2 separate regions of the Homo sapiens genome follow, and region 1 is linked to region 2. A link is a loop called in an ENCODE intact Hi-C map of the cell type or tissue named here. Cell type or tissue: ovary. All regions are shown on one strand. Each heading gives the region's core, and the rest is flanking DNA. Links, peaks and the distances in the headings are about the cores only.

What was found. Hi-C counts contacts between places; a loop is a spot of excess contacts. Peaks named below come from ENCODE experiments on the same cell type or tissue, not always from the same donor. Only the 100,000 strongest peaks of a DNase experiment are listed, where the experiment ranks them.
Region 1: a loop joins it to region 2, with 2.0 times the contacts of the local background. A loop is called at or near these places in 11 of 110 quality-filtered maps.

The regions. Positions count from the first base shown.
Region 1 is chr15:90,082,752-90,091,733 of GRCh38, forward strand. IDH2 (isocitrate dehydrogenase (NADP(+)) 2) reads right to left here. Exons shown (of 11, transcript NM_002168.4): 2 at 8,802-8,893; 3 at 7,728-7,893; 4 at 5,836-5,996; 5 at 5,608-5,751; 6 at 4,688-4,824; 7 at 4,361-4,512; 8 at 2,524-2,636; 9 at 2,250-2,347; 10 at 2,065-2,157; 11 at 294-1,602. The coding sequence ends at 1,515. Among named protein-coding and RNA genes, the nearest start is that of ZNF710-AS1, 5.0 kb to the left of the region's middle. RefSeq lists enhancers at 1,227-1,727, 1,728-2,228, 4,334-5,247, 8,393-8,893. In ovary, for the core only: a CTCF peak has its summit at 4,244 (motif pointing left); no DNase peak of the experiment used is centred there; H3K27ac peaks cover 451 bases.
Region 2 is chr15:90,213,160-90,227,404 of GRCh38, forward strand. It overlaps SEMA4B (semaphorin 4B), which reads left to right. Exons shown (of 14, transcript NM_198925.4): 2 at 4,280-4,443; 3 at 4,608-4,670; 4 at 6,634-6,732; 5 at 7,823-7,934; 6 at 8,208-8,321; 7 at 8,455-8,606; 8 at 10,400-10,581; 9 at 10,679-10,829; 10 at 11,809-12,019; 11 at 12,123-12,238; 12 at 12,502-12,668. Among named protein-coding and RNA genes, the nearest start is that of CIB1, 14 kb to the right of the region's middle. RefSeq lists a silencer at 1,478-1,772 and an enhancer at 8,204-9,042. In ovary, for the core only: CTCF peaks have their summits at 6,583 (motif pointing left) and 8,312 (motif pointing left); DNase peaks (open chromatin) are centred at 6,618 and 8,282; H3K27ac peaks cover 316 bases.

The DNA.
Region 1 (8,982 bases), core at 983-8,982, 130 kb before region 2:
CCATAGGAGTCCCCCCAGTATTTAGGAAAGGGACTTTGTAAGATGGGGTTTTGAGAGATGGGGTCTCACTCTGTTACTCAGGCTGGAGTACAGTGGTGCAGTCATAGCTCACTACAGCCTCAAACTCCCGGGCTCAAGTGATCCTCCCACCTTGGCCTCCCAAAGTGCTGGGACTATAGGCATGAGCCACCACACCTGGCCAGGACTTTATAAAGATTATACAACTCTTCTCCAGGACATTTTAACACCAAAAAGAAGAAGCTTTGCAGAACTTACTATGCAGAGGACAGTCCTTTTGATTATATGTAGCTTTAGAGCAACTTTTATTTTTCCTTTTTACATGGGGCTAAAAAACTTGCATAGAGCAATTTTTTTTTTTTTTTTTTTTTTTTTTTTTTTGAGACAGAGTCTTGCTCTGTCACCCAGGCTGGAGTGCAGTGGTGCAGTCTCGGCTCACTGCAACCTCTGCCTCCCAGGTTCAAGCCATTTTCCTGCCTCAGCCTCCCGAGTAGCTGGGACTGCAGGTGCGCATCACCACGCCTGGCTAATTTTTGTATTTTGAGTAGAGATGGGGTTTCACCATGTTGGCCAGGCTGGTCTCGAACTCCTGGCCTCAAGTGATCCACCCACCTCAGCCTCCCAAAGTACAGGGATTATAGGCGTGCGCCACTGTGCCCGGCCGAGAACAATTTGTCACAAGCTTACTTTTCTAGTTTTGCCAATGCATGGTGAAAGTGAACCCAAGCCTGGGAACTGCAGGCCTAGACAATGCAGGGCCCTTGTTCACACACACCCAAGCCCCTCCAAACTCAGGCAGCCTTGGAAAGGAGAAGTGTGAGGCAGGTGTGGGTAGGACCTCTTTTTAGTACCTAGAAAAAGGCTAAGAAAGTGGCCTGGAGATGTTTAGAAGGTTAAAACCAACGAAGAAAAAAATCAATGACAACCTATCAGGAACTGATTGACTCTCAGAATGGAGAACTGGACACAGAAACTGGATCATGCTAGAAAATTCCAGGGAACCCACAGGCCTGTGCCCTGAGTGTCCGAGAACTCCGCAGTGGGCCCCTGTGGAATGCGGGCTCCCAGGGCTGCCTGGTCCCTTCCCTGCCGTGGCAGCCCCTTCCTGAGGTGCTCTGGTCTGCCCCAGGGGAACCTGCCAGCTCTAGCAGGGCCTCTGCCTCAGGGTCCCACTACCTCCTCCCCTCAGGGACAAACACAGCAGACAATTTTGTGAAGAGCTTTTTAGTAGCTAAATATGGCACCATGTGTTCCAAGGGCAATATAAATTACAGTATGCAAAACATACTGACTGGCTGAGGTAAAACGCACTGCTCCTGCCTCACGTCACCATGAGGGGAAACACACATATGCTTTTAAAAACATCTGGCTTATAAAAAAACATCCCCTAGAAAGGCCTCCAGAGAGGGGCTGTGAGGCTCACCCTCTGCCGCGCTCAGGAGGACCCGCCGGCTCAGCCCTGGCCCCTCCACTGCAGCCATGGGTGGCGCCTCCCCCTACTGCCTGCCCAGGGCTCTGTCCAGGTTGCTCTTGATGGTGTCGAGGAAGTCCGTGGTGTTCAGGAAGTGCTCGTTCAGCTTCACACTGCAGAGAGAGCACCACTCACATCAGGGGTGGCTCCAGGCCTTGCCAAGGCCATCAGCCAGGCCCTTCCAGGGAACAGCCTGAGCTTGGGCATCAGAACAGCCATCTCCTGCCACCCAGACTACAGGCCAGAGGCCAGCTATAGCCCCCTACCATGAGGCCACCGAGATTCGGCAGGCACCCGCAGGGTCTGTCTTGCCAGGTAACTGCTCTCCTGAGAGAAGCTGGGAAAGGGGTGTGGGCAGGGTCGGAAGGAGCTCTGAGTAGCCAGCCTCAGGGATGGGGAGGAACTCACTAGACCTGGTCTACAGAGGCTGGCCTGAGCAGTCTCTCAGGGCTGTGGACATGTCCTGCCCCAGGCCCCCTTGCAGCTAAGCTGACTCATGAGGGGGACTTTAGGAGGGGTCCCCTGGCTTCCTCCCACATGGCCCCAGGGTCTGCCTACCACCCCAGGCCACGCACTTGCTGAGGCCGTGAATGCAGCCCGCCAGGTCCTTGGTCATGGCTCCACTCTCCACCGTCTCCACGCACACCTTCTCCAGCATCTGGGCAAACCTATGGGGATGGGGCAGAATGAGACCCCATCTGTGCAAGGGCAGGACCCAGAGCCTGTCCTGGGCAGCTCCGGCCTCTCCCTCCATGCTCACCTGATGAGGTCTTGGTTCCCATCCAGCTTCCCCCGGTGCTCCAGGCCACGTGTCCAGGCAAAGATGCTGGCGATGGGGTTGGTGCTGGTGGGCCGGCCCTGGGGACGGGGGTTGCAGGGAGATCAAGAGCCGAGCCAGCTAGTGAGGAGGCTGCCCAGATACAGCTGCCCGCCCCTGGGCTGGTGGGTCAGGCTCGTCCTTCCAGCCCTCAGCCCAGTGGGCTTTAGGCCCCTGGGGTAGAGGGGCATTGTGAGGCCCCATGCCCTGCACTCACCTTCTGGTGCTCCCGATAGTGGCGGGTGACGGTCCCATGAGCGGCCTCAGCCTCAATCGTCTTCCCATCAGGGCAGACCAGGACGGACGTCATCAGGCCAAGGGAGCCAAAGCCTGGAGGGTAGAAAGCCTTTCTCTCAGGGCCTCGCCTCTCCTGGGGCCACCCAGCTGAGCCCTGCTGCCCTCTACAACCCAATATTGTAGCTGCCATAGTTCGTGGCTCTACTCAGCCTCCCCCAGCTGCAACTGGGAGGACAGGGACTGTTCCAGGTCTCTTCACCCTCCTGTGGGTCTCCAGGGCCCAGCACAGGGCTGGAGGGCACTGGAGGGTGGCTATCACCAGCACATTAACATCCATCTGTGTCACCAGCTCCAGGCGCCCCACAGCCTGTGGCCCACAGGGCCCAAGAGGCCACAGAGTCCTGTGGTCCCCCACAGCCTGCCACCCAGCCTGGCTCGTGACCCGGAGGCACATTCAAGGAAAACAATAAAGCTGTGGTCAGCTATTTCCCAACAATCACTTTTGCAGCTACTCTCTTAGGCCACTTTCAAGCTTTTTGATTAATTTCTGAATGCTCCCAAATCCACATGTCAACTCCAGCAAGCTTTTCTATTGTCAAGGACTCCAGGGCTTCAAAGGCACCCCCATGACACCAAAATAAGGATTGAAGAAAGAAAACATGGACAACATCTACAGGAAAATGCTTTGTCTATGAATTCTAAGAATTTTGGCTGTAAGCAATCCCTTCTCCATTTTACCTGCACCTTCACACCATTCCTTAGACACTTAAGGTTCATTTTCATGCCTCTGCCTCATCTGCTATGGCGTTTCATCCTTCTATCCTAGATGGGAATTGTTCGGTGAGAGGATCCCCACTGAACTTTCCAAAGTAAAGCCAAAGGTTTACACAAAGTAACAAGACTCTGCTTTTCATCAGAACCCGTCCTGGGCTTCCCTTTTCCCCATACCAGGAGCTGCCCTGGTAAGCTTAGGTTTCTCTTTCACTCTCTATGTCCTGCCTGTTTCCCACACCTACCACCTTTCCTGCTCTTGTTCCCAACACAATTGGCCCATTTCTCGCTGTTCTTCTCTAATGGTCTCACCTATACTTTATTTTTTATTTTTTATTTTTTTTGGAGACGGAGTTTCACCCTTGTTGCCCAGGCTGGAGTGCAATGGCGCAATCTCGGCTCACTGCAACCTCCACCTCCTGGGTTCAAGAGATTCTCCTGCCTCAGCCTCTCAAGTAGCTGGGATTACAGGTGTCCATGACTGTGCCCGCCTCCATGCCCAGCTAAATTTTTTTGCATTTTTAGTAGAGACGGGGTTTCGTCATGTTGGCCACGCTGGTCTCAAACTCCTGACCTCATCACCTATACTTTTTACTGCAATCTGATTTGTCTTTTAGGACACCCTAGGGCTTGGGGGTTTGCAGGCTTCCCCAACATTCTCTTCCATCCATTAGGTTCACTATGCAAAATGCATTCGCTGTAGTTTAAAGAACCTCCAGTCCCGCTTGATCCCATTTTCCTACTGGAACCAAAGAGTCATGAGGCTCCATCATGGACTGGAGCAACCTTAGGGCTGTCAACCTAGCCCTGGAATTCCTGTGCCCTCCTTTCTCTCTAAGAGCAGCCTCAGTCATACACCAGTCCAAACCTAATTTGTGATCCTCTCTCACTCAGATGCCAGGGAGCTCCTGCCCCCTGCTGTCCACAGAGGACCCTGCAATGAGTCCTGCTCCACTAGAGTTTTCTACCAAAAGGGTCTGAAAATCCCTCCAGCCAGAGAAGACCAACAGTCCACCCCCACAGGGAGCAGCGTCCTCCCAGCGTACCCTGGGCCAGGATGTCTGACTGCACATCTCCGTCATAGTTCTTGCAGGCCCACACAAAGCCACCCGAAGACTTGAGGACCTGAGCCACCATGTCATCAATGAGCCGGTGCTCATACCAGATCTTATTCTTGTCGAAGTCGGTCTTATAGTGCCTGGGAGTAAAAAGGTCTGTTATGGGGAGAGGGCAGAAGGCTGACAGGTTGGGGATCCCTCCCTGAGCCTCGGAGCTGAGCCAAATGCACTCTAATAGCGACCTTCCCAGGGTAGGATGGGAACAGCATGGGGGGAAGGGAAGAAAGGCCACAGAGTACATGGATGAGGCTTTACTTGTCAAAGATCTCCTGGAAGATGTCCTTGAAACGCCCATCGTAGGCTTTCAGTATGGTGTTCTTGGTGCTCATGTACAGCGGCCATTTCTTCTGGATGGCATACTGGAAGCAGCTGTGCGCAAAACCTGAGATGGACTGCAGGGGGAGAGACAGGGCCCTGGCGTGGTGCCCTAGCCTGGCGATTGCCGGCAACCTCCCACCTCCCAGGGCAAGGCCCAGCTCTCCAGGAACGGTACCCCGCCGCCCACGCGACTGTTTAACACCAGCCTCCGTGCAGTGCACACGATGTTTCTGCTGGCCCAGCCTCTCCCTCTCAACTTTGCTTTGTAAAACACCGCCTTTTTTTTTTTTTTGGAAAACACCGCCTTTTTTTTTTTTTTTTTGGAAACAACTTTTTTTTGGAAAGCACCGCCTTAGACTACATGTGGCTGGGGCAGGGCTAATTCCCAGGCCTAGCGCTGGGGTTGACAGTGTGTCCCTGGCTTATCCAATCAGAAGCCTTTCTCCCCAGGGCCTCTGTGATTGGCTCAGAGGTGGTCATGTGACTCAGCCTGGCATTGGAGCTGGAACTGGGGATAAAGAGGCATTCTCTTCTGATAGGGTAGCCAAGCAGGCAGGAGTACGCCTGGAGCTGCTCGTGGCCATTTCTTTTCTTTTCTTTTCTTTTCTTTTTGTTTCAAGAGATGGGGTCTCACTGTTGCCCAGGCTGGTCTCAAACTTCTGGTCTCAAGCAATCCTGCCTTGGCCTCCCAAAATGCCGGGATTACAAGTGTCAGCCACCATGCCCAGCCCTGGTGGCCATTTCTGCCTCTTTGTGGCCTAAGAATGAGGCCATTACAGAAGAAAGGAAAGCCACGAGACAGAGATGAAGAGACAAGCTGGGAGAGGAGGGGCCCAGGATGCCCAAGCCAGCCTCACCTCGTCGGTGTTGTACATGCCCATGCCCACGCCGCCTGCGGGGAAGTTGTACACTTCCCACTCCTTGACACCACTGCCATCTTTTGGGGTGAAGACCATTTTGAAAGTGCCGGCCCGGTCTGCCACAAAGTCTGTGGCCTTGTACTGCAGAGACAAGAGGATGGCTAGGCGAGGAGCTCCAGTCGGGGGGTGCCCAGGTCAGTGGATCCCCTCTCCACCCTGGCCTACCTGGTCGCCATGGGCGTGCCTGCCAATGGTGATGGGCTTGGTCCAGCCAGGGACTAGGCGTGGGATGTTTTTGCAGATGATGGGCTCCCGGAAGACAGTCCCCCCCAGGATGTTCCGGATAGTTCCATTGGGACTTTTCCACATCTTCTTCAGCTTGAACTCTGTGAGGACAGAGATAATAGTGGTCCCACTGCAGCCGCCATCTTTCAACCAGAATTTGAACCCCAAGCAACAACACAGCCAGACGGGGGTCCTAAAATTCTTCATGAGGAAGGCAGTAGAGTCTAGAGTGCAAATGTGTGGGCTCTGGAGTCTGCCAATTTTTTTTTTTTTTTTTTTTTTTTTGAGACAGAGTTTTGCTCCTATTGCCCAGGCTGGAGTGCAATGGCGCGATCTCGGCTCACCACAACCTCTGCCTCCTGGGTTCAAGCGGTTCTCCTGCCTCAGCCTCCCGAGCAGCTGGAATTACAGGCATGTGACACCACACCAAGCTAATTTTGTATTTTTAGGAGAGATGGGGTTTCTCCATGTTGGTCAGGCTGGTCTCGACCTCCCAACCTCAGGTGATCCACCCGCCTCGGCTTCCCAAAGTGCTGGGATTACAGGTGTGAGCCACCATGCCCAGCAAGTCTGCCAGTTTTAATGGTGAGGCTTACAAAAGTGGCTCAACCAAAGCTGTAAAAAAAAATTACTGGAAAAATAACCAGCCTAAGTGTTGTCGTGAGGACGAAATGAGCTCGTGTGTAAAGGGCCTAGAACGGTGCCCGGTCCATGCTAAGTGCTCTGTTGGCCATTATGATTCCCACATCACACATGGAGGGAGTACAGTCCGGGGGAAGGACTTGTCTGACGAAGCCTGACAACACACTGCCCACTCCACATGCTCCGGTCCTGGCCCCAACGCCACCCCAGTTCCTAAGGCTGTGACCCTCTCCTGCCTTGTCCATAAATGGGGATACACAACTCCCAAGGTTCAGGTGAAATGAAGAGCTCAACACTCAAATGATCCCAGTGCTGTGGGTCAGGCATGACCTGCAGGACAGGGGCAGGCCTGGGGAATTTGCAGATGTATCTCGAGTACTTTCCGCCAGCTCCCTCCAACTGTGGAAAGTAGGAAGAGAGAGCTCAGAAAACTCCTCAACCATCCTTTCTCGAATTATCCAAACCTGGCCCCTCTGCACACACACTGCTGTGACTTCATGGAACCCTCGAGAGCGGCCCCAACAGCCAAGGACCAGAAGCCAGTCTAGGCCTGGTGGGGGCACCTCTCAGTGACCCTGCATGACCATGGGGACAGAGGCAGACCTGCAAGGCCAAGCCAGTGGCAGGAGGGCAACAGCAATGTTCCCCAGAGGCTGCTGAGGCTCTGAAGGACACAGGCCTTACACACAGCACTCCTCTGCACAATCTCTCTGCATACCTGCCTGCAAGACTGTCCACGCCAGAATGGACTACTGCCCAAAGAAGCCATCCTTACTGTGACCACATCAGCATTACCTTCCTCCTCCTCCTCCTCCTCAGCCCTGTCACCGATGACACCTACCACTGTCAGAGCCAGAGTGAAGCAGAAACACCACTGGCCTGGGAGATGGAAGACATGGATTCTGTTCTCAGCTCTGCTGTGCCCTAACCGTGGAACCTGAGGCCAGCCCCTTACCCACGCCTGCCCCAGCCTCATCAAAGGTGACCTCTGAGGCCCCACTGTCCACCAGGCACACACAGGGAGACTGGCCTCAGGTGCAGTTGGCCTCAGGAAAGCCCCAGCTCTGGAGCCTCCCAACCTCCCAGTCCCGAGATGAGTGACATGGCCAACTGCCCCACCCCAAGTCTGGAGAGGCCGGTGGGAGAAGCCTGTGACCCTCCCTGGCCCGCCCACCTCCACACCCTCGCACCTTCCACACGGGCCTCATCAGGGGTGATGGTGGCACACTTGACAGCCACACTGTACTTCTGGGTGGCCAGTGCAGAGTCAATGGTGACCTGGTCATCAGTCTGGTCACGGTTTGGGAGCCCGAGGTCAAAATACTTTAGCTGGATGTCCACGTGGGGCAGGATGAGCTGGGGACAGAGGGCCAGAGCAAGGCGTCACCCCAGTGACTCAGGGACATGACAACAAAGGGCAGGATAAGAAGTCTGCAGGCCATGGCAGGGGACAGTCAGTCAAAACAGGGATGAGTGAAGGCCAGTGGAGGGGCGCAGCAGAAAGCTGGAGTCAGCCATTTCTCAGTGGGGCCTGGCCAGAGCTGGCAGAGGCTGGGGCTTTGGAGAGAGGTTGGCAGGCCAGGCCGCAGTCTTTTGGAGGGTTCTTCCTCCACTGTGCCTGTGTGCCCCCCTCACATGGCCCATCAACTCAGCCAAACCCCAACCCCAAGTACATCTAGATTTCTCTATACAACTGGTTTCCTCTTCTCAAGTGCTTTGAGATCTTACAGTTGGAAGTGACAGTTCTCAACCTTTGTCCCATGAACGCACACACAGTGTGGGGCCTTCACAAGGACTACATGCTCTCCTGGACATACATAGACCACGGCAACTTTGGAGAAGCCAAGCGGCCACTCTGGGACCCCTTTGCCATGGTGGCTCGTCACAACTGCAGGCTGGGTCACTGCCCTACACACCAGCCCTGTTCCCTTTTCACTCCTTTTCAAGAAGTGAGGCAAAACGTAGGGGATCAAGATGGAAATGATACAGGATTAACCTTGAAGCTTCTCAAAGTTGACAGAACGTGTGGGATCTGGCACCATCACAACACGGACTGCTGGGGACAGGCCCCCGCCTGACGACTTCTGAACAATTAGTGGACCAGATGTGAAAGAAGGGTAGACAGAGGGAGAGAAACAGAGCTGCTGCTGCCTACCAGGACAACGGGGGGGTCCTAGGGACCTGCAGTCCAGAAGACCCTGTGGGACAGAACAATCCCTGGCCAGCCCACCTGGAGAGCCACCCACTTCAGGAGGGGGCACTACCTTCTCCTTGATGAACTGCCAGATAATACGGGTCATCTCATCACCATCCATCTCCACCACGGGCTTCGCCACCTTGATCCTTTTGTCGGCATCTAGAAGCAGGGACACACAGCGCATCATGCCCCTGGGGAGGCTGGAGGGGGGCCCTCTCCTCCCAGCCAGGCCCGCCCTTCACCAGGAG
Region 2 (14,245 bases), core at 4,416-12,415:
CCCATGAGGCAAAGTGTTATTATTTTCCCCATTTTACAGATAAGGAAAACGGGGCTTTGAGAGGTTAAGTGGCGTGTCCTGGTGGCACACAGCCAGTAAGTGGTAGAGGATGGCTTTGAACCCAGGTCTCTAACTCTACTCTGCACACCATGGCTTTCAGTCTGACTCTCAGGGCAGAGAGATGAGGCAAGTGTGGAAGGGAAGCCCCAGAAGGGGAAAGCCTGGTTAAGGGGCCCTTCACCCCCCTCTCCAAGGCACATTCCCCTTTCTGTCCCTTTGTCGTTTCATTCACTCTACTCCCAGCATGGCTGGAGGGCTTGTGGCTGGCTCGTTTGGAGGCCTGGGCTGAACCAGGGACTGGCTGGTCTATAGGTTTCCCCTCCAGCCGGCTGCACTCTGTAGTGCCCGAGGCAGGTTTCCACCCCTTCTCCCAGGCGTAAGTGGGATTGAGTTGCCACCTGGGACTGAGGCTTATCTCTGACTCTTGGCATTTCTTTGTCTGGACAGATTCCAAGGGCGGTCTGCTGCCCAGACTTACAGGGCCTGCCCAGGTGGAAACGCTCTTTTGCAGGTAGATAAGCACGGGCAACCAGCTTATCTGAACCAGCCCTTGCTTCCAGAGAACTATGGAAAAATCCAAAAGATAAGAAGGGACCGCAGTGTCTGTCTTGGTCTCACTCCTCTTGAGACTCCTGTGATCTTTATATGTCTCATTCCTCCCGTGACATGTATGAGAAACTGCAGCTCATTGAGACGATGTCTCTGCTGCCTGACAGAAGGGCCTACTTGAGGGCCGGGCTCGGTGGCTCAGCCACCTGACCCCCGTCATCCTGTTAACTAGTGTCACCCCCACCCGAGGGCTTCCTTCCCCATTTGCTGCCAGGTGTAAAGCTGAGCTTCGGCTGGGCGCGGTGGCTCAGGCCTATAATCCCAGCACTTTGGGAGGCTGAGGCAGGCGGATCACCTGAAGTCAGGAGTACGAGAGACCAGCCTGGCCAACATGATGAAACCCTGACTTTACTGAAAATACAAAAATTAGCTGGGCATGGTGGCAGGCACCTGTAATCCCAGCTTCTTGGGAGGCTGAGGCAGGAGAATCGCTTGAACCTGAGAGGTGTAGGTTGCACCATTGCACTCCAGCCTGGACAACAAGAGAGAAACTCCGTCTCAAAAAAAAAAAAAAAAAAGGGCTGAGCTGCTGGGCGTGGTGGCTCACGCCTGTAATCCCAGCACTTTGGGAGGCCGAGGCGGGTGGATCACATGAGGTCAGGAGTTCAAGACCAGCCTGACCAACATGGAGAAACCCCGTCTCTACTAAAAATACTTTGCCGGGCGTGGTGACATATGCCTGTAATCCCAGCTACTCAGGAGGCTGAGGCAGGAGAATCGCTTGAACCTGGGAGGCGGAGGTTGCGGTGAGCCAAGATTGTGCTATTGCACTCCAGCCTGGGCAACAACAGCAAAACACCATCTCAAAAAAAAAAAAAAAAAAAAAGGCTGAGCTTCCCCCAAATGGCTGATATGTGTTCCTCCTTATGGACATTGAGGATGGAGTAGCTTCATTTCCCATTTTTCTTTGGCCACCAGGAGGCCCAGCACTAAAGGCTCAGCCCTTCTCTACCAGCTGTGCGAAGACTCATTGACCTACTCGTGAATTTTTACTTCCTTGCTGATGGAGATGTTTTTCTTCAGATTTGGGTTTTCTCTGCTCCTGATTTTAATGTTTATATTTCACTACTTTCTTTTCTTCATGTCTCCCCACCCTTTATGGAACCAGGCTGGGGGTATGTAAAAACACTCCACAGGTAAACACACATGAAGTCATCTTCACAGCTGCTTGATTGGGCGTGTTGCACTTTTTGCTTCCTCAGCTTCGTGAGACTGTTTGTGTGGTCATAACCCACTGGTCCGCTACAACGTGCCTGAGGGTGGTCAGGGTGCTGCTCTTTGCTTGTTTTTGTGTTCTCATCAGCTGCTTAGAATTTTAAAAATAATTTCTCTCCAAACCCTTTAGTTACCCAAAGCATAAACAGTACCCTGGTGGGTAAGTGTGTGTGTGTTTCTTTTTTTTTTTCTTTGATTTATATATTTCACATTATATAAGGATAACCTGCTTATTAGAGAATCTAAAAATGATAACAAGTAAAAAAGAAAAGAAAGCTACCTGTAATTCTACCAGGGAGCCCATGTTTTAGTGTTTTGTGATACATCCTTCTGGATTTTTTTCCTATGCTTATATTTTTCCCACAAAAAATAGAATTTGACCATACATACTAAATATAACCTGAATTTTCACTTCATGGTAGATAATTCGTGTCTTTCCTTGTTGTTATTCTGCAAAAACAAAAGCTACTTAAAATGTGTACCAAGGTCTGGGCGCAGTGGCCCACACCTGTAATCCCAGCACTTCGGGAGGCTGAGGCAGGCGGATTGCTTGAAGCCAGGAGTTCGAGACCAGCCTGGCCAACATGGCAAAACCCTGTCTCTACTAAAAATACAAAAGTTAGCCGGGCATGGTGGCACATGCCTGTAATCCCAGCTACTCGGGAGGCTGAGGCAGAAGAATTGCTCGAACCTGGAAGGCGGAGGTTGCGGTGAGCCGAGATCATGCCAGTGCACTCCTGCCTGGGCAACAGAGTGAGACTCAGTCTCAAAAAATAAATAAAATTTGTATCAAGGATACATGCACGTATATATATATTTTTAAGTATAGAAGGGCTTATTATAAAAAGCAAAAACGTCTGTCCTCCCTCACCCCAGGCCAATTTAAAAGGGACTTTTAATCATTTAGGGTTCTTAGGGTTCTTGTTCTACCATTATTTCCTCCATTTTTTTTTTTTCTTTTTGAGATGGAGTTTCACTCTTGTTGCCCAGGCTGGAGTGCAATGGTGTGATCTCAGCTCACCGCAACCTCTGCATCCCAGGTTCAAGCGATTCTCCTGCCTCAGCCTCCCGAGTAGCTGGGATTACAGGCATGTGCTACTACGCCTGGCTAATTTTATATTTTTAGTAGAGACGGGATCTCTCCATGTTGGTCAGGCTGGTCTCGAACTCAGGTGATCCACACCAAAGTGCTGGGATTATAGGTGTGAGCCACCACGCCCAGCCCATTTCCTCCATATTTTTAAGTAAAATACTTACACCACTATTTCTTGGCTTATTTGAATTCCTAACTTTCCCTCACTTACATCTCCCTTCCATTCCTCCCCCCAACATATTCTGTCACCGTACTGTATTCACTTCCTTTATTGGTTACCTTTGCAATATAAAACAGTACACTTGACCTGTATTTATTATTCCATTAGCCATTGGCAGCAGCTTGTGACAACCCTGCTACCATATTATGATGTCTGTCTGTCATCAGTTCTGGTTTCTGAGGTCAAAATTGAAAACACTCCCATTCTGTGTAATAACCATCAGTCTCAAAGACCAGTGCTTTTTTGGGAGGCTGACGCGGGCAGATCACTTGAGTTCAGGAGTTTGAGACCAGCCTGGCCAACATGGTGAAACCCCGTCTCTACTAAAAATACAAAAATTAGCTGGGTGTGATGGTGCATGCCTGTAATACCAGCTACTTGGGAGGCCGAGGCAGGAGAATCACTTGAACCTAGGAGGTGGAGGTTGCAGTGAGCCAAGATCATGCCACTGCACTCCAGCCTGGGCAACAGAGCGAGACTTCGTCTCAAAAAAAAAAGAAAAGCCCATGCTCAACATTTGCATTACTCTGTCAATGCAAATAGCATTCACTGCAGGGCCCACTTAACATTTCCTTCTCTTTGGGTCTAATGTCACTCAAAGGAAAGTGTTAAATGTATTTTCCTTTCTTAATATTCTATTATGTGCTCAAAACTCATCACTTTATATTTTAGTTTGCTTGATATTTTGACCATGCCTTTCTTGCCTGTTTTTCTGGAGCTTCTAATACATCATTTTTTTTCCCAGCTGTATAGTATTCAGTTGGATTGAGGCATCATAATTTATTTTGACAAGGTCCCCTCTGGTTGGACGGACTCTTTGGTTTTCAGTTTTTTATTAATGTGAAGGGTGCCGTAGTAAGTATCCTTGTACATACATCTCTGCATCATTTCTTATGTAATGTTTGAGAGTCCAGGAATGCTGCTCGCCCATCAAACCTGATCCCCCTGCCCCCAGCCCCTTGCCATTGCCACCCTTTGCCTTGCTGATTACCTTCCTTTAAACCAGTCCATCTAAAGGTTGGTGTTAAGAGGCTTCCCATGGGAGGGGTGGCCCCAGGTAATACCCATCTTCCTCTCCCCAGGCTCTGAAGAGCGGCCATTCCTCAGATTCGAAGCTGAACACATCTCCAACTACACAGCCCTTCTGCTGAGCAGGGATGGCAGGACCCTGTACGTGGGTGCTCGAGAGGCCCTCTTTGCACTCAGTAGCAACCTCAGCTTCCTGCCAGGCGGGGAGTACCAGGAGGTGAGAGATGTTGCCTGGAGCTGGCTAGGCTGGGCAGAGGACCACAGAGGGAAGATGGACGGGAAGCTTGACCTTCTGGGTCCAAGGATGATGCCTATGGGAGAGGAGGGAGGCTCAGCAAACCCTCCATTTTGTCCACTACCTTCCCCTTTCTCATTCCCCAGCTGCTTTGGGGTGCAGACGCAGAGAAGAAACAGCAGTGCAGCTTCAAGGGCAAGGACCCACAGGTGAGCCCACACCTGGAAGGGAGCTGAGCTGCAGGAGGGATGGAGGGTGGTGGACTTCCATCCAGGCCAGAGGCGGGAGGTGGGAGCAGATACAGCCAGGTATGGTGGGAAGGGCATAAGCTTCTGAGATTACCCGGCCTGGGTTTGAATCCCAGCACTACACTTACATCGCTACGACCTTCGACAAGTAGATTCACCTGTCTAAGCCTTAGTGGGCCCACCTGTAAAATGGGGATAATGATCCGGTCTCACTGGGCTTACAGTGAGGATTCAGGAAGCTAATAGGTGTAAGGCACCTGGCTCATAGATACAAGACCTAACAAGTCAGCTTCCAGCGTGAACAGAGATTGGGTGGGGTGAGAGTTGTGTCCCTCTGCAGATGGTTCCTGATGTAGCACATCTGACAGATTCTGGTGTGGTTTTGGCCAAAGCACAGGATGAAATCTGGTTCAACCCAGGTTCTCCTGGAGGACTCATCATCATCCCTAGAGGCCTCCTGCTCCTGCTCCTAAGTGCAGCAGGTGCTGGGTAAGGTGAGGGCAAACGAGTGCTGGACTTGGGATCAAGACACAGGTTCAAGTCCTGGCTGCCATTCTGTTATTCAGCTAACATTGATGAAGCATGCACTCTGTGTCCATGTACTTTTAGGTACTGGAGATTTAATTGTGAAAAAGCAGGCTTGGCACAGTGGCTCACGCCTGTAATCCCAGCACTTCGGGAGGCTGAGGCAGGTGGATCACAAGGTCTCCACCTCATGGTCTCCTGAGTGTCTCAGGAGTTCGAGACCAGCCAGGCCAACATAGTGAAACTCCGTCTCTACTAAAAATACAAAAAACATTAGCCAGGCATGGTGGCAGGCGCCTGTAGCCCCAGCTACCTGGGAGGCTGAAGCAGGAGAATCGCTTGAACCTGGGAGGCAGAGGTTGCAGTGAGCCGAGATCTCGCCACTGCACTCCAGCCTGGATGACAGAATGAGACTGTGTTTCAAAAGAAAAAGTAGTCAGTTTACAAATGTTATTGGCGGGGCGTGGGATGGAATGAGGTGGTCAGGTAACATTTCATTAAAAAAGTGACATTTGAGCCAAGATCAGGAGAGAGTGAGGAGCTGACAGTGGCATATCTGGAGGAGGGGCAGGACTTTTGATTTCACTCTGAGGGAGGTATTTGGGAGGCCAGGGGAAGGCTGAGCAGAGATGTGACATGGTCTCACCTGTGTACTAAGAGGGTCACTCTGGCTACTGTGGTAGAGAAGCCTCCATGGGGAAGGACAGGAGGAGGGAGAGCAGTGAGGGGCGAGTGATGATGGTGGCTCGGACCAGTGAGAAATGCTCAGATTCCGGATGCATTTTGAAGATGGAGCCACCAGGATTTCTGGGTGGGAAATTATGGGGTATGACCGACAAGAAGAGTCAAGGCTGACTGGGTTTGGGGCCTCAGCGACTGAAAAGACAGAATTAATGAAAGTGGCAAGATCTCGGGGGGAAGCATGTGTTTTAGGGAGGACCAGAAAGAAGCTTGGTTGCAGGTGCCAGTTAGATACCCCATTTGAAGGTGATGCATGAATCTGGGGTTCAGGGTTCAGGGCTGAGCAGTCCTCCTGCTCTGGGCTGTGGCTTCATCAGCTCCCAGCTTGGTTGGGAGGGGCCTGTGGCTTCTGAAGAGGATGCTGCTGGGGAATAGTACAACTCAAAGGGGTAGGATTCTGTGCCCTCACCCCTAGGCCGAAGGAAAGTTTGCCAGTCACAAAACTAGCTGAGCCCCTGGGCTCCCTGCAGCACACACACTCTGTGCACGCTCCACTGTGCCCCAGAAAACCCGTGGGTTCTTTGTTCCTAGACTTGAGTGCCCCATCCCCAGTCCTGGGAGCAGAGGCCGGGCCTGGGTGTGGAAGGGGGGGCTCGGCGGTGCCCCCTGGTGGCATGCTTGGGCGTGGGACTGATATCCCCTCGCTCCTTCCCCCCAGCGCGACTGTCAAAACTACATCAAGATCCTCCTGCCGCTCAGCGGCAGTCACCTGTTCACCTGTGGCACAGCAGCCTTCAGCCCCATGTGTACCTACATCGTGAGTGACCTGTCCTCAGCCCTGAGGCTGACCTGGGAACTGCCCCTCTTTCTGCCCCAGGGATCCTGTTCTGTAGCATAGACCCCTGAGGAAAGGCAGGGCCCAGAGGGAGGTTTCTAGGTACCACTGGCCTCCAAGAGCCCTGAGGTCCCACACCCTGGCACAAAGCGCAGCCCTGACAGCCATGTCTCCCTGTGCGGGGAGGCGGGGGCACATGCGGTCACTTACCCATGAAGATCCTGTGCCACCCAGGCCTTGCTGCCCTCTTCTGCTTCTTCCAGCATCTCTCCCTCTCCTTTGCTTGATTCTCTTGTCTTATCTTGTACACCCCCTCCTCAGCACACACCCCTAGCAGAGGGTGGCATTTGATGCTGTGGGTTGGAGCCCAGCTTTGGGGTCAGACACACCTGGGTTTGAATCACATTGCTGCCCCTTCCAGGCTCACATCATTTTATTTCTTTTTTCTTTTTCTTTTCTTTTTTTTTTTTTTTTTTGAGATGGAGTCTCGCTCTGTCGCCCAGGCTGGAGTGCAGTGGCACGATCTCGGCTCACTGCAAGCTCTGCCTCCTGGGTTCACGCCATTCTCCTGCCTCAGCCTCCCGAGTAGCTGGGACTACAGGTGCCCGCCACCACGCCTGGCTAATTTTTTCTATTTTTCGGTAGAGAGGGGGGTTTCACCGTGTTAGCCAGGATGGTCTTGATCTCCTGACCTCGTGATCCACCCGCCTCGGCCTCCCAGAGTGCTGGGATTACAGGTGTGAGCCACCGCGCCCGGCCAGGCTCACATCATTTTCTAAGCCTCACCTCCTCCGCCAGGTGGGTCTGATAATGTGTCCCGCGTCGGGTCACTGTGAGGCAGTGTGGCACTGTGTCTGGGTGAGGCCTCTCCTGAGGCCGACTGTCCAGGTTCAAACCCTTCGGCACCGTGTCCTGGCTGAGGAGGACGGCGTCCCTGACACCTGACCCCTTCTGTCCCACACACCTCACCTGCCTGCAGAGTTGCCTTCTCCTGCACGCCTCTCTCTTTCTCACCAAGCCTGCTCCTCATTCCCTGGAGTGCCCCTGAGCCCATGTGTCCACCCTCCTGCAGAACATGGAGAACTTCACCCTGGCAAGGGACGAGAAGGGGAATGTCCTCCTGGAAGATGGCAAGGGCCGTTGTCCCTTCGACCCGAATTTCAAGTCCACTGCCCTGGTGGTTGGTGAGTGTTGAGGGCAGGATGGCTTCATTGAGGTTCCATGTAGGGGCACACAGGGCTAGAGGGCTAGCTTTGGACAGGCTGAGTCCATGCCATGCTTATTTCCAAGGGGACAGAATGGCCAGGGGCTTGCCTTGGGTTTGGTTTTTCCAAGTTCCAGCTTCCTTCTCTGCCCACCACAGGCAAAACGGGCAGTGCTGGGGTCACTCTGGGCCCTGAGCAGGGAGAAGGGGCCGTGCTGAGGAGCCCATTCCCATGGGAATGTTTTCTTGGCAGATGGCGAGCTCTACACTGGAACAGTCAGCAGCTTCCAAGGGAATGACCCGGCCATCTCGCGGAGCCAAAGCCTTCGCCCCACCAAGACCGAGAGCTCCCTCAACTGGCTGCAAGGTGAAGTCCTCTTGCCACCACCCAGAGGGCAGGGATCCTGTTCACCCAGCCCTAGAAGGGGGCACTTTCCCCCAGCTTGGCCTGTCTCCAGGGTTCCTGGGCTGACTCTGAGCTCCTGACCTGGTCCCTACAGACCCAGCTTTTGTGGCCTCAGCCTACATTCCTGAGAGCCTGGGCAGCTTGCAAGGCGATGATGACAAGATCTACTTTTTCTTCAGCGAGACTGGCCAGGAATTTGAGTTCTTTGAGAACACCATTGTGTCCCGCATTGCCCGCATCTGCAAGGTGAGGGGAACGGGCTGACAGGGTGGCCACCCCAGGGACCTCAAAGCCTCCACAGCTGCAAGATCACCCACATCCATGCATGGCCTTTCCCATCCCGCCAAGGAGTACAGCTTGGCTAACAGCTTTTCTCTCTCACCTTTTAAATTAAAATATCTTACTACTTTTTTCTTTTTTTTTTTTCTTTTTATTTTTAGACAGGATCTTTGCTCTGTCACCCAGGCTGGAGTGCAGTGGCACGATCACGGTTCACTGCAGCCTCGACCTCCTGGGCTCAAGCAGTTCTCCTACCTCAGCCTCCCGAGTAGCTGAGACTACAGGTGTGCGCCCCCATGCCCAGCTAATTTTTGTATTTTTTGTAGAGATGGGGTTTTACCACGTTGCCTGGGCTGGTCTCAAACTCCTGGGCTCAAACAATCCACCCACCTCGGCTTCCCAAAGTGCTGGGATTACAGGCATGAGCCACTGCACCCAGCCATTTTTTTTCTTTTCTTTTTTTTTTTTTTACTTAAAAAATGTGAAAATAGCCGGGCATGGTGGCTCACGCCTGTAATCCCAGCACTTTGGGAGGCCAAGGTGGGTGGATCACCTGAGGTCAGGAGTTTGAGACCAACCTGGCCAACATGGTAAAACCCCATCTCTACTAATAATACAAAAGTTAGCTGGGCGTGGTGGTGCACGCCTGTAATCCTAGCTACTCAGGAGGCTGTGGCAAGAGAATCGCTTGAACCTGGGAGGTGGAGGTTGCAGTGAGCCGAGATGGTGCCACTGCACTCCAGCCTGGGTGACAGAGCAAGACTGTCTCAAAAAAAAAAATGTGAAAATAGAAAACTGTACACACAAAAATCACTTACAAGTTAAAGAGGCACTGTAGCATCAGCTGGAGAGCACAGACCCTGGAGGCCAACTGCCCAAGTTCAAACCCTGCTGGCCTAGGATCTTGGGCAAGTCCCTCACCCCCTCGGTTAACAGTTTCCTCTTCTGTTAAATAGGAAGAATAACACTGACCTCAGAGTTGTTATGTGAATTATTAATCCACGCAAAGCTCTTAGAAATGTGGTGGGCAGTGACTAAATGTGAACTATGAATGTTATTACCCCACCACCCCAGCACAAGAAGGAGTCACTGGTATCATTTTAGAATGCCCCCTCCAAATCTTTTTTTTTTTTTTTGGCATATGTGTAACTCTGTGTATATATATATATACATTTTTTTTTTTCCTTTTTGAGACAGGGTCTCACTTTGTCATCCAGGCTGGTGTGCAGCGGTGAGATTTCACTGCAACCTCCGCTGCCCAATCTCAAGCAATCCTCTCACCTCAGCCCCTCATGTAGCTGGGACTACCAGCATGCACCACCATGCCCAGCTAATTTTTTTGTATTTTTAGCAGAGACAGGGTCTCAAACTCCTGAGCTCAAGTGATCCACCCGCCTTGGCCTCCCAAAGTGCTGGAATTATAGGCATTAATAATATAAGTACCATCCCGACCTTGTACTTATATTATTAACTCACTCAGGAACATGGCATTAGGCTATATTGGGGTCCTTTGGCTTCCTTGTTTGCTCAGCAGTGAATCGCGTCCATATTTAGGAAGGCTCTGCTTAGTTACAGTAAGGACCATCCTCCTGATGGATGCGTACACTGCTCTTCCTGACTTTAGATGGAACTTGGTCCTGGCCTTCTCCTGCCCTTCAGTCCTGGTGTCTGGGGTGGGTCCATTGAGGCAGTCCTGTGCCGTGCATCCCCGTCATGGCTCAGCATGTGCCTAAGCCCAGCCCATCCGACTCTCCCTCCAGGGCGATGAGGGTGGAGAGCGGGTGCTACAGCAGCGCTGGACCTCCTTCCTCAAGGCCCAGCTGCTGTGCTCACGGCCCGACGATGGCTTCCCCTTCAACGTGCTGCAGGATGTCTTCACGCTGAGCCCCAGCCCCCAGGACTGGCGTGACACCCTTTTCTATGGGGTCTTCACTTCCCAGTGGTAGGGCCTCCAGACCTCGCTGGAGATGGAAGGGTGAAGGGTGGCTGGGACTGGGGCCCCCAGGGCTCCTGGGTTAATCTGGTTATTTCCTCTGCAGGCACAGGGGAACTACAGAAGGCTCTGCCGTCTGTGTCTTCACAATGAAGGATGTGCAGAGAGTCTTCAGCGGCCTCTACAAGGAGGTGAACCGTGAGACACAGCAGTGGTACACCGTGACCCACCCGGTGCCCACACCCCGGCCTGGAGCGGTGGGTACTGGCTCCCTGCACCCAGAAGGGGTGCCGGGAAGATGTGGGTCCCCACACCATGCTGGGAGCAAGGCTGCCTAGCCTCGGGCAGATCACTTGGCTTCTCTGAATCTCTTTTCTCATCTTTAATATGGGGATATAGGCCCAGGCCTGCTTGTGTACTGGGTTAGATATAAGTATGAATGTCAGAATATCTTCAGTTCTGTTTCAGGATACAAGTGTGTCCCCATCAGGGCACTTGCTGCAGGCTGTTACAATCATCTCTTCATTTGGTCCTCTCCCCTACTCAGCTGCAAGCTCCTTATTTAATTATCAAGTGACTGAATGGGCAAGCTGTGGGGAAATAATCCTTTCTTCCTCCCTTCTAGCCTAACGGGCTACCCTGATAGCAGACCTTGAGACAAGGATATACGTGCCAAATAGTTTATTAGGGAGGTGATGCCAGGAAGCAGCATGAAGGAATAGGAAGGTTGAGAGGAGGAGGGAGGGAAACCAAAAGAGGGTGTGTCAGCACGCTGTTGTTGCTGTGGGCAGCTGGAGCTGGGTCCTGCTGGAGCCCCTGACAGATGGTGTGGAGCACCTCTCAGAATTTCAGGAAGCCTCAGGCGGGGCAGGAAAGAACTGCCGACTGCACTGGGACGCTCTGCCCGGCCAGGGCTTCCTGAGAGCACTGGTGAAGGGTGCAGAGGAGCAGGGAGTGTGGTCCTGGTTCTTGAGGCCCCTGGGCATATGAGGCTGGGGTGGTGGGCAGGGAGGAGGCACAGCAAGGAAGCCCTCCAAGCACTCGGTTTCCCCGCACCCTGGGCTTTGTCCTTGCTCCCTCAGATGTGCACACTGGCTCTGTAGAGCACTGCCAGGGATGTGCCCTGGCTCCGGGCGGGGGGACAGACACCGCTACTGTCCACTGGGGAAGCAGGGCCCGCATCCTGCCTGCCACCCCGAGGTGTGGCTGGCCTCACACTGCTGCTTTCTCCTCCAGTGCATCACCAACAGTGCCCGGGAAAGGAAGATCAACTCATCCCTGCAGCTCCCAGACCGCGTGCTGAACTTCCTCAAGGACCACTTCCTGATGGACGGGCAGGTCCGAAGCCGCATGCTGCTGCTGCAGCCCCAGGCTCGCTACCAGCGCGTGGCTGTACACCGCGTCCCTGGCCTGCACCACACCTACGATGTCCTCTTCCTGGGCACTGGTAAGTGTCTGCAGCCCAGCAGGCTCAGGGGAAGGGGTGCACGTGGCTGGTGGGTCATGGGCAGTGGGCTCCACCCAGGGCCTGAGTCCTGTCCACACCCCAGGTGACGGCCGGCTCCACAAGGCAGTGAGCGTGGGCCCCCGGGTGCACATCATTGAGGAGCTGCAGATCTTCTCATCGGGACAGCCCGTGCAGAATCTGCTCCTGGACACCCACAGGGTGAGCAGGCCAACGAGGAATCCTGGCAGGGTACTTGGGGGGTGCCCTCCATTAGCACCAAGCAGTCCCCACCCAGCTTCTCCTCCCTTGCCTCAGGAGGATGGAAAGATAAAGGATCCAGTCATGAACTATTAGAAAGTGGGGTCGCCTGTTACGTAACAGGCCTCTTGGGGGTGGCTCTGGGAGGCATACAAGCCGGGTGGCCATGGGTGATGGCCCTGGCTGCCCATGCCCGCTTCTCATCCCCGTGTCTGGCTGTGCAGGGGCTGCTGTATGCGGCCTCACACTCGGGCGTAGTCCAGGTGCCCATGGCCAACTGCAGCCTGTACAGGAGCTGTGGGGACTGCCTCCTCGCCCGGGACCCCTACTGTGCTTGGAGCGGCTCCAGCTGCAAGCACGTCAGCCTCTACCAGCCTCAGCTGGCCACCAGGTGAGCACTCCCAAAGGCCCCTTCCCATCTGTCCAGCCCTGCACAGGTGACCTCGGAGCACCATCCTGGGCCCTCCTTGGGACCGCCACACAGCCTCGTTTATGTCCACTGTCTCAGCATAATTATTAATTAGCTCTCCTGCTTCCTCTCAAGTGCAATTCAGACAGGAAATTGTGTGTTTATCTTGGCTACCTGTAAAACGAGGACATGATTTGGTAAAGTATGAAATAGCACAGCTTTGAAAAGCCTTGCAGGAAAATGTGGATTAGCGTGTGAACGTGCTTTAGTAATAGTAGGGCTAGGAAACAGTCCATTAACAAACCCAGTAAAAATTGGTTTCAGAATAACCTATTTGGATTATAAAATGTTCATTTAGAAAATAGGGATGAACACAAAGCAAAACTACCCCTCATCCCACCACCTAGAGAGAATCGCAGTGAGATTTTGATATATTATCCTCTCAGGTTTTACTACATATGTGTATAGATAACAAAAATCCTTTTATTTTATTTCATTTCATTTCATTTATCTTGTTTGGAGACTCGCTCTGTCGCCCAGGCTGGAGTGCAGTGGCACAATCTCGGTTCACTGCAACCTCCACGTCCTGGGTTCAAGCGATTCTCCTGCCTCAGCCTCCCAAGTAGCAGGGATTACAGGTGCCCGCCACCATGCCCAGCTAATTTTTGTATTTATAGTGGAGGCAGGGTTTCACCATGTTGGCCAGGCTGGTCTCGAACTTCTGACCTCAGATGATCCACCCACCTTGGGCTCCCAGAGTGCCGGGATTACAGCCATGAGCCACCGCGTCTGGCCAAACATTCATATATTTTATATAACATTGGCAACTGTCCTGTTTGTAGTGTTCTTGCTTCACATATGGATACACCTGGTGTCAGTTTTTACAAAAACCAAGTGAGTTTTGGTGCGTATGCCAGGAGGGACACCCCAGAATGTTAACTGTCATGATCACTGGCTGGTAGATGCTGTGATTTTTGTAGTGTTTTCATCCTTCGTGCCTGGTTGACTTATCTGTCTCCTGAGTGTATCCAGAATTACTGTCCTTTATTTTTTATTACACAGATGTATGCATGTGCACTGTTTAAAAAAAAAGATGAGAACACATCAAAAAAAATTTTAATTAAAAAAAAGAAAAAGAGAGATCTATACATACAGATCCCAGCTGTCCTTCTAATCTTTTTCTGAGGGTACATACTATTTTTTATTATTATTTTTTGAGACAGGGTCTCTCTGTGTTGCTCAGGCTGGAGTGTAGTGGTGTGATTACAGCTCACTGCAGCCTTGGCCTCCTGGGCTCAAGCAATCGATCCTCCAACCTCAGCCTCCTGAGCAGGTGGAACCACAGGCGTGCGCCACCATGCCTGGCTAATTTTTCTATTTTTTGTAGAGATGGGGTCTCGCTATGTTGCCCAGGTTGTCTTGAATTCCTGGGCTCAAGCGATCTACCGGCCTTGGCCTCCCAAAGTGCTGGGATTACAGGCGTGGGCCACCATGCCTGGCCACTGAGGGTACATACTGTTTATGTAATTAAGGGAAGTGTTATCTTAGCTTTGACTTGA